Regions from separate parts of the Homo sapiens genome. Here region 1 is linked to region 2. A link is a loop called in an ENCODE intact Hi-C map of the cell type or tissue named here. Cell type or tissue: MCF 10A. All regions are shown on one strand. Links, peaks and the distances in the headings refer to the core of each region. The heading gives the core; the rest is flanking DNA. Region 1 overlaps LOC102723323 (a long non-coding RNA gene). Region 2 has its middle 110 kb from the start of HNRNPA1L3.

Evidence for each region. Hi-C counts contacts between places; a loop is a spot of excess contacts. Peaks named below come from ENCODE experiments on the same cell type or tissue, not always from the same donor. Only the 100,000 strongest peaks of a DNase experiment are listed, where the experiment ranks them.
Region 1: a loop joins it to region 2, with 1.9 times the contacts of the local background. A loop is called at or near these places in 1 of 110 quality-filtered maps.

What each region holds. Positions count from the first base shown.
Region 1 is chr16:51,404,694-51,413,030 of GRCh38, forward strand. All of the region lies in intron 2 of LOC102723323 (a long non-coding RNA gene), which reads right to left. Among named protein-coding and RNA genes, the nearest start is that of HNRNPA1L3, 240 kb to the right of the region's middle. In MCF 10A, for the core only: no CTCF peak of the experiment used is centred there; DNase peaks (open chromatin) are centred at 3,778 and 4,498.
Region 2 is chr16:51,535,398-51,543,734 of GRCh38, forward strand. No RefSeq gene overlaps it. Among named protein-coding and RNA genes, the nearest start is that of HNRNPA1L3, 110 kb to the right of the region's middle. RefSeq lists enhancers at 3,881-4,495, 4,496-5,109, 7,417-8,337. In MCF 10A, for the core only: no CTCF peak of the experiment used is centred there; DNase peaks (open chromatin) are centred at 3,484, 3,804 and 5,094.

The sequences.
Region 1 (8,337 bases), core at 44-8,043, 130 kb before region 2:
AAAAGCAGAAACAAATGCAGACTGGAGAAATCAACAAGCATCCTCTAGGGAGACTCACCAGTTCAAATGAAGGAATTTTTTTTTTTTGAGACTGAGTCTTACTCTGTCACCCAGGCTGGAGTCCAGTGGTGCAATCTCGGCTCACTGCAACCTCCACCTCCCAGGTTCAAGCGATTCTCCTGCCTCAGCCTCCAGTAGCTGAAATTAGTCACCATGCCTGGCTAATTTTTGTATTTTTAGTAGAGACGGGGTTTCACCATGTTGGCCAGGCTGGTCTTGAACTCCTGACCTCAAATGATCCACCCGTCTCGGCCTCCCAAAGTGCTGGGATTACAGGCATGAACCACAGTGCTGGCCAAATGAAGGAATTTTTGGCTCCCATCTCCTCACTCTAATCTTATTGTGTCAGTTGAGTTCTGTCTTTTCTCCCGCTTGATGGAAAGGCAATACAAATCATATTCCACAGCCATCTTCACATAAAAGCTTGGGGAGGTCTTGCTCTGAGTTGGGAAGAAGGAGGTAGGGGAGGTGTACAGGAGAAAGCAAGTGAAGTGATTCGGTCCTCTGTTCATTAAAGCGGGTAAGATCAGAGTAGTCACATTCATCTCATACATCTGAATCCCCATAAAAGATAAGGTAAACCCTGTAAGAAGAAAAATGCCCCAGGCCCTCAAGTTTGGGGTTCCTAGGAAACAAGCATATTAGGGAACTCACTGGTGTTAATGAAAGAAAGAAATACCACCAAGCATTTTTAGACAGTTGACTTTGTCATTCATTACCTGTGTGATACTGAATAAGTGTGGCACATGCTGATGGATAGCTGAGCCAATCCCTGTTCAACCTCCTTTTTCCAAGGGAGGAAGCTGTGGCCAATGAAATGTAGGAAAAAGTCACTGGGTGGGGCTTCTGGAGCTACAGCAACCATTTTGTAATAATGAAAGTGAACAGCATACACAAAGTCTTAATGTAAAATCAAGAGGGTTTTTTGTTCGTCTGTTTGTTTGTTTTGGGGTTTTAGTGTTTCCATGCTGGCTTAACTAGCTAGATAACGGCTATCAGTGTTACATATAATAACATTGATTTGCACACCACTTTCTGGTCGCTTTTCCATTTTCTCAAACTGGTGGGAGCTGTTTTTTGAGTGTGGAGTGATCATTTAAAACAAGCTTGTCCAACTCGGGACCTGTGAGCCACATGTGGCCCAGGATGGCTTTGAATGCAACTCAACACAAATTTGTAAATTTTCTTAAAACACTATGAGATTTTCTTGAAATTTGTTTCCTTTTTTGTTTAGTTCATCAGCTATCAGTACTGTTAGGGTATTTTATGTGTGGCCCAGGACAATTCTTCCTCTTCCAATATGGCCCAGGGGAGCCAAAATATTGGACACCCCTGATTTAAAATAAAGATCTTTGCTCCATTCAAATTCTAATTTTGTAATACATTTTAAAAAACTTATTATTACTGTTTGGGTCCTGAATCTTTTAAAAAATGTTTCATGGTAATTTGAGGAAACTTTCCTATGAAACTTTGCTACATTTCTTGAACATTCACTTTGTTTTGGAAGTTGCCAAATTGTATTACTGTCTATAAAGAAAAAAATGTCTAAGCTGGGTGCAGTGGCTCGCACCTGTAATCTTAACACTTTGGGAGGCTGAGGTGGGTGGATCATTTGAGCTCAGGAGTTTGAGACCAGCCTGGACAGCACAGTGAGACCCCAGCTTTCCAAAAAAAAAAATACAAAAATTAGCCAGGCATGGTGGTGTGTTCCTGTAGTCCAACTATTTGGGAGGCTGAGGTGGGATGATTGCTTCAGCCAAGAAGGTCAAGTCTGTAGTGAGCCATGAATGCACCACTGCACTCCAGCCTGAGTGACAGAGAGACCCTGTCTCAAAAAAAAAAAAAAAAAATCTCTGAAAAGATTATGCTTGGTGTTTTCCTTAGCAGTCACACAATTCCAGTTATCATGTTTTCATGGTGAAGTTAGAAAATAAAAGAGAGTTATATTTCTAGCTGTAGAAACTATATTTGTTTGTTGTCATTTAAGTGGCCTGTCTGGTACTCTACCATGACCGTACTTCATGAGAGTAACCAACAAAACCTGAATGTACTTAGTGTGTGGTAGGTGCTCATAGGCCTGAGAGACAGATGGCGGTTATGATGAAAGACAAGAAAGACATTGATCTTCTGCTTTTAATTTGTGAAACAGCAAGACATCCACCAAGACGACATTTTGAGGTGGAGGTGTTTCCTATGTTGTGTCAGCTATTCTTGTATTTTAACAGAATCATAGAATATTGATGGGAAGGGCATAATTACTAGGAAAAAAATCATAGAACATTGATGTTAAGGAACAATGTTAAGGTCTACCTAGTCCAAAGCCTTCCTTTTACAGAAACAGCCCCGGATGCCCAGTGAGGGAAAATGACCTGCCCAAGGTCACATGGCCAGTTAATGATAGAGCCAGGAGTAATGCTTGGGTCTCTGAGATTTGCTGTTATTTAATCCCATCTTAACGGCTATGATCAAAGGACATAGTTTCTCTCACACATAAAGAAATAACTTGACTTTTTTAAAAAGCTGGCTAGGTGACTAATGAACTATGTCTACCGTGAAGTGGGTATCCTTAGTCAACTGCCAAGGCCTGTTTGTGCATGTGCTTTTATTTCTGCGTGACAAGCCCTCATTTGGATGCACAGTGAACACACATACCCCTGTGGAAAGATCATTAACTGAGTTGTGGTGGGGCCCACCGGTGGTCAAACCACATGTTTGTGTGTGCACAGGTGGAAATGATGGTCATTCTGAAAGTGTTCACCTCCTACCACCTTGGGGCTGTGTCTCAAACATAGAAGTTCCCTCTCCTGGGTAGTAACCCTCTTGTCTTAATTAAAAAACAAAATCTATACTTGCAGATTGATATCTGCCTATCTATCATCTATCTTCCTCTGATATATGTGTTTGTGGGTGTGCTTGGTGTGTATGTTTGTGCATGTGCATGCACTTACATATATAAAATGACAAAGAGATACATATTTTCTTATCAGATGGCTTTGTCAGGGATCTTGTGAAAAAAAAATAGGCATACACATACAGTTTTTAACCCAGTTATGACCTTCTGCATCAAAATTGGGTTTTGTAGGGTTTGGTAAATTACATTGCAATCTACTACTCATTCTGACATTAAGTATAAATGAAATTAAACTGTAATGAACAGAAAACACAGCTTTAAAGAAAAAAGAAGACATTAAAAGAGAGGCTGCTGGACTATATGCCCTTTCTGAATACTGGGGCCTCAGATTTTGTTTCTTTTTAATTTATGTTTGTGCCATTTGAACCCCCCTCCACAAGCCCCTCCTGGAGCAGCCTGGACAGCCCTTATGAGGTGAGACATCAAGCCCTTCTGATTCACAGCACTGTAGGGCAGTACTACTGCCACAGATAAGTTGAGCCTAAGCCACATAATTTTAGGATCTACTTTAAAATGAGAGCCCGGGCTTAGAATTTTTCTCCAAATTCTGAACATTATAAGCCAACAATGAGAACAACAACAACAGCAACAACAACAGAAATAACCCAAAGCAAATGCCCCCCAGTTCTTTTTGCCCTAATTTTTCACCAATATCAAACTCTTAACTTTCTGAATGTACAAAGAGATTCTTATTTTAAATCCAAGAAAGAAATGACCTCTTCAAATTCATAATGAGGTATGCATTGAACGGAACACAGCCCAAGGTGAGTCATTCATTAATCATAAACAAAACAGCCCCTGATCAAGGACACATAAGCACACACTGTAAAAAGAGGCCAGGTTACCCAATCCCTTTATTTAATATTAACTACATTATGTTTTTCATGTGAGTTCTGAGAAGGTGATTTTCTCACTTTATTTGTAGCCAGCTCAGTGTGAATGGATAATTACTTCCCTTAATGCTGTTTCCCCTGAAGGTTAACCCTGTTCAACAAGACACGATTGAATCTTGCCTCTCACGGTTGGGTGGGGCTGGAGTGGGGGGAAGGGTCTGCATCCGTAGCTAAAGACTTTTAGCTGGAATTCTTCAAGGATGAAAACATCCGCCAACAGGAATATTTCAAATGACATGAATAATATTTGTGATTAATAACAGCTAACCAGAGAAGTACAATCCAAGAAATACATGATTAGCTTATTACAGACATCTGATGTGCTAATTATCTTCAAAAATTTCATTGCTGATGACTGTTTTGGCAGAAATTTGAGCAAGGGAAGAGGAAATTTAAACTTTTATGTAAGTTGGAAACAAAGCATTTGGGCAATTGGACTTTAGAAGACCTGGGAATGGTATTTGGTATTTAATTCTGTCTGATGAGGAGGAAATTAAATAATGAGAATAGAAATCAGTGTGAAGATTGAAACTTGAGTCAACGAGAACTTGGCCGTCATTGTCAGAAGCTCTTCCTTACCTTCCTTGACAAAAGGCTCCTGGCCCTGAAATGAACGGGTAACATGATGCGGTTTGGCAAGACTTGCCTGGGTGCCAGTCATGGGTGTGTATCACTGCTTGTGGAAGACCAACAGTTCCCTAAGGATTTGCTTCTCATTCCCAGTGGAGACCTCTGCAGCACCAGCTACTTTCACTGAAGCATCACAGAATATCCTAACACATGGTAGGGGACCCAGGAGAAAGCCATACAGCTACTTCTGGGAGGAGCCTGGAGTACACACTCTCATTTTACTGATAGAAAAGCTGACTCCCAGAAAGGATGAGCAAGTTAGCAAAGATTTCAAAAGGATGATTGAATTCAGGCCACAGATAGCCAGCCATCTGCTGTGGGAATAGTGAACTGATATCACAGGGCCATTTGCGTAACCACACATGTTCTCTGTCTCACTTTCCAGAAGTTTACAATCAAGAAAGACATTTTGATGTTGATGGCAAACAAAGTAGGCTTAAAACACTCCTCAATTCAACTGCAAAGAAGGAGAGGCAGACTCTCCAGCAGGGAGACTCCCCATCTCCAGCCCTCCTTTCTGTAGCTTCATTGCCAAGGTGCTCCTTCTTTTGTTTCTTTCTCTACCATCCCCTAAGCGGATTGGGGTATCTTTGTATTCTATTAAGTAGGTGCAAAAGTAATGCAGGTTATGCCATTATTTTCAATGGCAAAAACTGCAATTACTTTTGCATCAACCTAATACATTCTGGAAGAAAAGAAGCAGGGGTCACAGCAGGCAACTGCCCGGGGTAGTGATCAAGACCAACGTGCACCTCCCAGCCTGGACAGGAGTAGTCAGATTTATGATTCTGATCCCCAGAAAACCAGATAATCCGCATTAAGCAAAGGTCCGCAAAACAATGAGTTTATCAGAGCAAACCAAGAGTTAAAGCAGAATGCTCCACTGAATGCAACTTAAGCCTCATGAGGACTGAGACCTGTGCTACCTTATTTACTGCTCTATCCCCCTTCAGACCCCTCACCCACTGATCTAGAACTGGTCTGACCCAGATTAGGCACTTATTTCTAGAAAGAACAACTGATTTGAACATTTTGAGCACCTACGTGGTGCCAGGCTGCTAGGCAACTATAAAAGAGACAAAACCACTGCCCTCAATGAGTTCTCAGTGAATGCAAACAGAAGAGAAGGTGATGAACCCAGTGGACTAGTGGCCAAGGGAGTGGACTCCTGGTGGCCAGATTAGTTCCTTAACTCTGCCATTTATTGGCTGTGTGACTTTTGACAAGCTAGTTACCATCTCTGATCTTCCATTTTCTCAAATGGAAAAAGTGGAGAGTAATAATCCTAACATATATAGAGGATTCTGTGAAGGCTATGAAATCACAGACGTACAGATTCAGCACAGAGGGGTAACTAGAAACAGAGAAGAAGTCAGCTAAATGACTACTTCAGTTGTCGCCAAAGCTGCAATTGCAGTTGCCTTGTGTGTTGCAGGCAGCTTTGATTGAAAAGTTAATCAGTAGGCTTGAGTCTCTATCAATAAAAAGGAGAGAGATTGATTTAAATACTTGATGATTCTTTTTAAAAAAGCCCTAAACCCCAAACACCTTAAAACATAAGTGATAGTGAATCAAGAGACAATGAAAGATGAATAATGGCATATTTTCATCAGAAAAATACAATTTTCAAGAAGAAAGTGGCCTCAGGGACCAGCCACGGTGGCTTATGCCTGTAATCCCAGCACTTTGGGAGGCCAAAGTGGGAGGGATAATTTGAGCTCAGGAGTTCGAGACCAGCCTGGGCAACACGTCAAAAGCCTCTGTCTATTGAAAATGCAAAAAATTAGCCAGGTGTAGTGGTATGCACCTGTAATCCCAGCTGCTAGGGAGATTGAGGTGAAAGGGTCACCTGAGGCTGCAGTGAGCCATGATTGTGTCATTATACTCTAGCATGGGTGACAGATGAGACCCTGTCTAAAGAAAATGGCTTCAGGAGTGAAAATTCAGTCTTGATGTGGAACTCTGAGAAGGAAGATGGGTATGAAAGATAGGAGAGTGGCTGATAACTGGTTGGGTGGGTGTTTATGGGTGCAGGATGAGCCAGTGCCTGCCAGAGCTCCCTGATATCATGTTCACCTCCATCCCACACACCCTACTCTGCCCCAAGGTACTCTGAGGGCTCAGAGGGTGTAGATGAGATACTCTTCTCCTTGGCCCAATCACATAATGGTGAACAGCTTAAGATGAGCAACAGCTAAGCATTCAGTAGAGAGGAAGAGCTTTGTAGGTGGAAGAGAACTGGCAAGGCTTCCTGGAGGAGGGGTATTTGCATGGGGTAGTGAAAAATGGGCATTTCAAAGCGAGAAGTATATTGAAGTCATCAAGTTCTTTTTTTTGAAGTCATCAAGTTCAACCTTTTAGCTGATAATTTGAAAAAAGGATCAACACATCAGGTGGTAAAAAACAGGCAAAGAAATGCAGTGTTATCTCTCAGTTTCCAGTAGGTTCTCAGGATAGCTTCATTGGCCTTCAGTAAACTGCTGGTGGTGGAATGGTAATAATAATTAGCAGTTAGTAAGTGTTTACCATGGCCAGGCTCCATACCAGGTGCTTTTCAGGTAGTCTCTTATTTACTTTTCTCAATCACCTTGGGAAGGCACTAATTTAACTGCATCTCTCATTTTATAGATGAGGAAACTGAGCTTCGAGAAGGGAGAGTAACTAGTCCTGAGTCACACAGTTGGTGAAATGTGGAGCTGTCTTGAAAGTTCATGGGTTCACCTACTGCACTGCTTGAAGAATATTTCGGTGTATTACAAATCTGTTCAGAAGCAGAACAGAGAAAACAAAAATCTCCAACAGCGTACACAGCTTATTTGCTAGCAATGTACATGCACATCAAGTGCTTAACACAGTGCCTGACATGGTAAGTCCTTTCTACATCTTAACAGAGATTTGCTTTTATTAATGAGTTATTTACTTCAGAGTCAAGAAGACAACCGGTACTCAGTAAATGGCAGGTGTTGCCATAATGACTGATACGATCAACATATGAGCCCTATTCCCTATCACCTTCCCCTATATAATCAAAGTCCTTGCCACTTTTGGTTTTTCCCTACCATTTCTAGTACAAAATGCATTTTGGGAGACTCTGTTCCCTTGATTATGCTGTTCTCTTAGCTGGAAGTGTCATTTCTTCATTCTTTGCCCATCTCATTCTGCAATGCCCAGCTCAAGAACTGTTATTCTGTGGTGTTTGTCCAGACCTCTTTAATTTCCTTGCCTAATCCTATAAACAGAATGTCTTTATTTCTCCTTCATGAAGGCTCCAGGCTTTCATTACACCTAGATAAGCACTTATTAATTTTTCTTGCATTATTCTGAGATGTAAACATGACCATTTCCCCCAACTCCACTCTGATGTCCTTGAAGTCTGGATGTTATTTGTTAATATTTACTCTCTTTTCATTCTTCATCCTGCCAGCAGCCTCTAGAACTGGGCTCAGCACCTAGTAGGCACTCAATAGTTGACTTCAATTACAGAGAATTTGGGGGAATCCCACTTTAAAACCCATGTGCTTTTTTCAGATGCATTGCTCAATACACTGTTAGCAGATATTGAGTCCTTACCAGAAATATACTGTACTCAGAGATCTCAGTCTGCTGTGTAGAGAACAGAGTTTTGATGGTACAGAATAGGCATCAGATAAGTCTTGAACAGGAATGATTGGCAGGAAGAGAACAAAGAAAACCAACACTGTTTGGGGATTAAAAGCCATGCTGCAGATACCTGCAAATAGGATTGTTGCAATATTGGCCCCCAAACCACCATTACCATAGAAACTAGAACTAGGGCTGGGTAGGCATTTCCCAACTTGCTGCATGGTGATCCTGAGTAGGTTT
Region 2 (8,337 bases), core at 293-8,292:
AAAGATGGCAAATAAATCATTTCTTTCAGATTGGATAAAAAATGGGCTATGGTCTTTGGAAGCAGAAGACTTCCAGATAATTCCATGTTTGTACTATAAACTATACCAGTCAATTGCACATTCAGGTTTAGATTTGGGCCAGATTTATGCCCCTGAGAAAGTTCTATTTTTGCATGATTTAGACAAAAAAATGTGTCTGAACAGCATTACCCCGCCTAATTTATATGAAACTGTGATTCTGCCACCTGGAGTTTCGGGTCTGCTCTGTGAGACGTGTCTGGTATGTGACTAGAGGACCAAGCAAGGAGGAGGCGGCGAGGGGGAAGAGAGTCCGCTTAAAAGGGAGACGGCCATCCCAGCCAACTGAATGGGGCGTGCACAACCAGCTGGGAGGGAGGCCTCTTCATTGTGTTTTATTATTGGCTCTTGTGTACAACCAGAAAGGCACCCCCCTCCTCGGGGCATGCTTGGTTGCTACGATCTGTTCCTGGGGGATGGTGTACATCCCGAATGGCATCCCCCTCCTTGCCAGACAGGCTTGGGTAGCTCAATTACCCAAGCAGCATTTTGATACCAGACACTTCCAAGTTCCACCTGCATCTCAGCCTGTGTAAAAAAAGACAAGCTGAGCAGCTCTCCCATCACCATGCTTGGGGAATATCTGCAGGAGAACTCGCTCCCCACTAGACAAATATTGCTCATCTCTTCCTAAGCAAGAGATTCCAAGGTGATTTGGTTTTGCCTTGTTTTTAACTGTCAACATCCTCTTCTAAGGCGCCAGGCATTCTTAGTTTGCTGCTCTAAGGAGTTAGGGTTATGTATCTCCTCATGGCTTGGAAACTGACCCTCCCTGGTCTGTGCATTTCACAGTCATTGGAGGCCTCTGCAAAGGTTTGGCAAATATTTTTTGAGCATTGGCTTCATGGCAGGCCCCTGTCTGGGGATAAATTTCCAGGGATGGAATACAGTGATGAACAAGACAGACATGAGCGATTGGGAGGCTTGCAGTGTAGTGGAAAAGAGGACCATGAATTTAATGCTCACATAAATATGCAGACAGAGAAGTGAAAAGGACAGTCCACAATAAGGGTTTGCCTTACTGGGAAGTAGATAGGGCATGGCAGAATTGAAGAGTTTCCTAAGGAGGGCCCATTTGAGCTGATAACTGTGTGCTGAACAAAGAAGTCTGAAATGCCAGTCTGGGAAGGAAGCAGGGATAACCACTAGCTCAAGAGAGGCACTTTTTTTTCTTTTTTTTTTTTTTTGAGACAGAGTCTTGCTGTGTCACCCAGGCTGGAGTGCAATGGCATGATTTCAGCTCACTGCAACCTCTGCCTCCTGGGCTCAAATGATTCTCCTGCCTCAGCCTCCTGAGCAGCTGGGATTACAAGTGCCCACCACCATGCTCAGCTGATTTTTGTATTTTTAGTAGAGACGGGGTTTCACCATGTTGGCCAGGCTGGTCTTGAACTCCTGACCTAGTGATCTGCCCACCTCAGCCTCCCAAAGTACTGGACTACAGGTGTGAGCCACCACGCCCAGCCAAGGGGGCACTTTTTAACTGGGTAGGGACACTGACTTACCCAAGGGCACTCAGCAAGCCAGTGGTAGGGTCACAGCAAAACTCCCTGCAGTCAAGGAAGATGCTTAAACACAAGGACTCTTCGTCAAAAGGAGCTAGGGCTGACACACTGGAATGCCTCATTCCTTAGTCTTTCTGAGTCTTCATTTCCTCACCTGTGGCATGAGAATGATAGCAACCACTCCACACAGGAATATTTTGAGATATAATTAGAATAAGTATGCAATGTGCTTGAGCACAAAAAATATTAGCTGTTACAGTCATTTATTCTTATTTCGTCTTTGGAAGCAACTCTATAAGACTGAAAGAAAGAGAAGTACCACCTCCCCAAATACTGGCCCAAAAATCTTTTATTTTAAAAGACAAAGAAAGAGCCACAGATCACACATGCATGGATCCATTCAAAATATTTATTTATTAAGTTCTTACTAATGGTAAAGGCATTATTTAAGGTGGTAGGAGAGAGAAAGGGGACTGTGAAATAGATTTCCTGCCCTCGGGGTCAGATTACCTGTTTGAGGAGTTCCCAAGTTTCAGAAAATCAGATGTGAGGGCTGAGACATCATCTTGATTATCCCATCATTTCATAGGTGGGGAAACTGAGGCCTGGATCAGGAGGTTGGTGGCTGATCTTAGCCCTCGGGCCATTTTCCCTGCACCTTCTCTCTGTTTTTACCAGCGGCAGCCCTTTGATCTCAGAATCTGCTTTATGCCCCTCACTGAAGAACTGCCTTTGCGGAATTGTCAAAAGATGCTTGTGGAGAGTTGGAAAAAGCCCCCACCCTTATCTTTCTGAGGAGGAGCAGAGGAGGCTGAGCTCTTTCAGCATCCTCTGAAATTTTATCAGTGCGTATCAGAGAGCCACTGCATAGGGAGCTGGCTGGTGCGTGCTTTTTTATGTAGGCTTCTTCTTCCTTTCAATGGACAGTTCTCAGTGCTTCCCAGACTCCTCCTTCTAATTCAGGTATCCTGTCCCCATTGCAAACCTGCCCAGGATGGGGTACGTTTCTGGGCTCAATTATCACAAGTTGTCCTTGCCTATATGGATATACTGCATTATTTCATCTCTTAAAGGGGGCATGATGTGGCCAGGCATGGTGGCTCACGCCTGTAATCCCAGCCCTTTGGGAGGTTGAGGCGGGTGGATCACAAGGCCAAGAGATCGAGACCAGCCTGGCCAACATGGTGAAACCCTGTTTCTACTGAAAATACAAAAAATTAGCTGGGTGTGGTGGCGTGCACCTGTAGTCCCAGCTACTCAGGAGGCTGAGGCAGGAGAATCACTTGAACCCAGGAGGCAGAGGTTGCAGTGAGCCGAGATTGCACCACCGCACTCCAGCCTGGCAACAGAGCAAGACTCCATCTAAAAAAAAAAAAAAAGTTGGGAGGTGGGGCATGGTGCAAGGCAAAGCTGCTTGAGGTGTATCCTGGTACAAAAATGGTTTCTCTGAGACAATAATCTCCATTTTCCACAGCCAGACTTGACTTAGCTGATGGTTTGGAGGTGCTGCTTGCCAATCCTTGGACTGAAGTTTTTAATTTCCAACAGCATGGCAAACAACATTTTATTTCTGGTTTATTTACAGATACATTTTCAGGGGCTGGACTGAGTGGGAGCGTTCTTGGACTAGGGTGGTAGGGATGCCGGGTCAGCCCACAAAGCAACATGGCCTGGGCATGAGGCTTCTCTGAAGAACGCATTTGGGGAGCCACCCAGGCCCCTGCCTCTGGGACAGTGTTTGGGGACCCTATTCAAATGGCGGAGAGCTGCCTTCCTAGCCTGTGATGCAAGGCTCTGCTGCCAGTGCTATGTATCAACAACTACCCTGGAAGTCCTTCCTGTAATTAACCCCAGCTTCAGGGACACTGCTATTTGCACATCAGTTCTCTCCTAAACACCGCCTCTTTGCCATTATTCCCTAGGAAGATGAGTCACTGAAGGAGATGGCTTATCTCAACTCAGTTTTTAACTAGCTTTTGTCTCCTGGAGATATTTGTCGATGATACTTAACAACATTTCAAACCAGGCACTTCTTTTCCCCTTCAACTTTTTTTTTAATAACATTTTCTTCCTTTCTGCTTTTATATTTCTTCCTCTCCCTCCCATAGCCTTTCATGCATTCAGGATGTAAGAGAACCGGCATCAAAGCCCAGAGCCCTGCTGAATCCTCCTCCCCTATAGTAAGCGTGCCCTTTTCCTGTCTGATCATTGACTCATAACCACAGAACGTCCCAGGCACAGGATGGGGGAGAGGGAGGGCTGAATAAGAGGTACCACGGTCTGCAGCCCCAGAGGAGACAAAAGTTGAGGATTTGTTGAACAGGACTTTTTTTCCCCTTTGGGGATAATTGTCCAGGACACTCTGAGCTGACCCAGTCCAGGGTGGGAGTGAGGGGAAGCCAGCACCCCACCCCCAACCCATCAACTGGTGACTCCAACCAAGTGAGACTCCTGTGGTCAGGCTCCAAGTCCCAAGGCCAGGCCAGTCACCAGCCCATGCCCTGGGCACCACCAAGACTTTTGATTGCATTATTTAATTTTAAAGAGATTGAACATATGTGTATTGATTGCATACTATGTGCTGGACTTTGAGCTGACAGGTGACAAATACAGGCAGGCTTAAACGCTGTGGAAGTTACTGTCCCCCTCCTACAAGACAGAATTTCCAGGCCAGAGACAGCCCCGAGCTCCCCACACTGCCCAGGTCCTCCCTCCCCTTCTGTCTCCATTAGGGATGAATGGGGATCACATCTGTTTCTTTTCTTGCTGAAAAGCAAGAGGCAAAGACCCTAAAATGGGGACAGACCAGCACACACCTGGGTGGTCTTTAAATTAGAGAAAAGGATTTTTTTGCCAGAGTTCCTCATTTAAGCCTGCATTCTCAATATTTTTCATTGCTCTCTGCCCCTGTAGGTTGGGAGAAATGAGGTGGGTCGGGGGCAGGACTCTGGTGGGGGCATAACAGGGTACCCCCCCGCATTGTCCCATTCCTCTCTGGGGTTCACGCATGTTTCTCTCCACCATGTTTCCAGCACTGGATTCCTCACTGGGCTGGCCAAGCATGGTCCAGGCACTAACAGCTCAGTGGGAGAGGCAGCGGCGGGTGCAGGCCATGAGGCTGCAACCATTTCCATTTTAGTATACATGTGCAGTTTAGGTCCTTTGGAAAATTAAATTGTTAATGTTCTGGCTTGGTATTATTTTTATTTTAAGTGTAGAGTCTCAAGCCAGACTCTCTGGGGCAAAATCTCTGTGTTATAGCTGCCTGGCTTTGGAAACTGTGCCTCAGTTTTCTTGTCTATAAAATGGAGATAATAAAAGTCCGACCTCCTTGGGCTGTGAGCAACATTTGAGACTAGGTGTGAGCTCTGGTTTGTTGCTGGGGGCAGCCTCTAATGGTCTGCTTCTGCCTTCCTGCCCCACATTGAGACACCTTCCTCAGAGAGTTGTTGTGTCTCATTGAGAAACCTGGACATCTGTGGTTTCACTCAGCACTTTCTTTGTTAATTAAAATCACAAAGTAAGAAATAAGATGCCCAGGGTGAGTCACTCTCCTGGAGTCACCAGGCTCGGGCTTTCTCAGGGTAGTGGTGTTAGAGAAGTATACACCAAATATTATATGGGGATGCAATTATACTAACAAATTATTTGGTTGCCTGAAATTCAAGTTTAACTGGGGCATCCCATATTTTTATTTACAAAATCTTACAATCCTATCTGAGGATTTTTTTTTTAAACTGGTGATTTGGTCCGATGCCCAGTATCCCTAAAGTAGACACAGGCCAGATGGGCTTCTAGAAATGGCTCTTCTCACCCGGCATGGAGGCTCACATCTGTAACTCTAACACTTTGGGAGGCGGAGATGGGAGAATTGCTTGAGCCCAGAAGTTCAAGACCAGCCTGGGGTACATGGTGAAACCCTGTAGCTACACAAATAAATAAATAAGCTGTGTGTGGTGGCATAGTGGTTCATGCCTGTAGTTCCAGCTACTTAGGAGCCTGAGGTTGGAGGTTGCTTGAGCCCTGGCGGTCAAGGTTGCAGTGAGCCATGATCCTGCCACTGTACTCCAGCCTGGGTGACAGAGTGAGACCCTGTCTCAAACCAAACAAACAAACAAACAAACAGAAAGGCTCTTCTCAGGAATATTTGAAAGCCTTAGAGCAGACGGAAAGAGAAAGGGGTGTCAATGGGAACTCACGTCTTCCCTGTTTCTTATGAAAATAGTGACAGCCATTCTTAAAGTAGCTGCCTATGGCTAAGAGGACAGAAAAATATGCCTTCTGGAGGTGTTGTGGTTTTTTTAGGCTTCAATATAGTTGTGTGTGTGTGTGTGTGTGTGTGTATGTGTGTGTTATTAGGAGAGCAGGGGCCATGGGAGCAATTCAATTAGTGGCTTCTATACATCTGAGGGTCCTATGAACTATGTGATAGGCAACATATATGCCGTTCATTTTTGTATAAACATATACAATGTTTACCCAAACTGCTTGGTATAACAGTTTAACTTTCCAAGTTCTTCTTGCTTAATTAACATATTCTGAGTTACAGAAAATTCTAATTCATTCATGAATGGGAGCGATTAAGTGGAGGAGGAATCAGCTATAAGGCATACTCCTGTGGTTGCTTTTTAGAGTTTGCCAAGGGAACCATTAAGTGAGCCTAGTTAGGCTTTTGTGTTTGTTATGTGAGGGGGGGCTGATAAGAATTATTATTATTACTTATAATTGTGAACAAAAAGTAAAATTACTGTCTTATGGGAGATTTATTGAGTGTTCATTTCATAGACCATGCTTCTTAATGAGCCAAATCGTGATCCACTGGGCTTATAACGTCAATGAGTGTAGCTTGAGTAAGAATGTTGTTTAGAAAACGTGTGTGTGTGTGTGTGTGTGTGTGTGTGTGTGTGTGTGTTTCTTTTTCTTTCTTTCTTTTCCTCCAAAGAGAGTGATGAGAGAAATTTAGTCTCTGGCCACAACAGTGGTGTGATTCAGATCCCAGCATTTATAGAGGCAAATTAGTTGGTGCACCAGCATACTAATGTGGCAGACACCAGCCTGAAGGCAGAGGGGCTAGAGGAGGGGCTTTCTCTAGGAGATGCTTAAAGGTGACCAGAGACCCAAAGACAGACTTTTAGGATGGAACAGCCCCCTGAGTCAAAAGAGGAAGTTTGCTTCGGTCTTTGTATTTTCCAAATGTTCTTTTCTCCTTTCTTTGCAAAACGGCAGATAAATATAATTTTCTATTGTTACATCAGTAAGTTTTGATCCAAGTCCCACAGTGAATAAATAACTATATAAATAAATACATACATAAATGAGGTCATCATTTCTTATTTAGATTTTTAGAGGAGATGGCTAGGAAATACTTTACCAAAATTAAAATTCCAATCTACATTTAGAGTGGCTAGATGATATTTCAGCCACTCCGTGCCTGATCTTTTCAAAAGCATGAGCTCCTTTGCCTCTTAATTCCACAGCTTCTCTTTGAGAGAGAGTGAGGGACGAATTTGTAGGCTGGAGTTTGTGGCATGGCAGGAAATCAGAGACAAACTCTCAGAGATTAAAGGAGCTGGGACTTAAGGGTAAAAATATAATGGAAGCCAGTTTTTGACAGAAACTTTTTCCAATACATGTGCAGCCATCATGGCCAAAAAACATAATTTACATTCACCTCTTTACCTGCAAGACAAGTTACTTTGGTTCCTTTCATTAATTGGATTTACAATGCATCCTTTATGAATTATAAAGTAGTTTGATTTAAAAATACCTCATTTTCCCTTCCATGTAACTTTATCTAGGATTTTCAAATCTCACTTTTGTGAATAAGTCACTCCAGTTTAGCTCCTAGGCATTGCGCAGGATCACCTGCCGCATGGGTTGCCACTCGCCTCACCCTATTTTAAGATTTTTTAAAACTTAATTACGACAAGATGGAATATCCCTCTGTCAACAAGTCTTGGTAACTGCTGGCTCACTCTTTTTCTTCTTACCCAGGGCCCATCCTTTTTCTTCTCAAATCCTATTTAATTTTTGCATTTCCTGATTTTTATCTTGGGAAAACAAAAACCAGCTGCAGTCAGTTAAGGAAACAGCTGAGGGATGCTGGCAGGTAGAGGCCTTGCAGATTTTCAGCCTGAAATTGTGAAAACTGAAATGCAGCGTGTCAGGTTGCAGTGACTTCTGCACCTCCCCAGTTCTCTCCCTTCTGCCTGCAAACACACACACGCGCGCACACACACATACACACACACATGCATACGCATACACTCATGCACACACAAGTCCCTTTTTCTCGCCTCTTGCCTGGCGTCCCCCTCACTTTCTACAGCTGTATTTCTAATCAGCAGAAGATACATCTTGCTTGGAGTCAACACTCCTTTTCTCTGCGCATTCTTAACCTTCTATCTTATGCATGGATCACTGGTTAGCTTAGAAATGCGCAGACACAAAGGGGGAGCTGACATGTGAGGTTTGACGGCCATAATGGCTGTTTATAAGCCTAATCCATCACGTTTAGTGGACACCTCCATTTTTGTCCCTCTGAAAAGGTATAAATAATAAAATGGGATAGCTCCAGCTCAGAGGTGCCTTGGTAAATATTTTAACTATTTACAAAATAGCACCAATAACAAAAGAAGCATCTGTACCCATGCACAGAGGGGCCCCCGGTCATTAAGAGAGACCCAGATGGTTCCTACCATTCAAACAACAATAACATTTCTTGATGACAGAGCTTTTGTAACATGGTTTACAT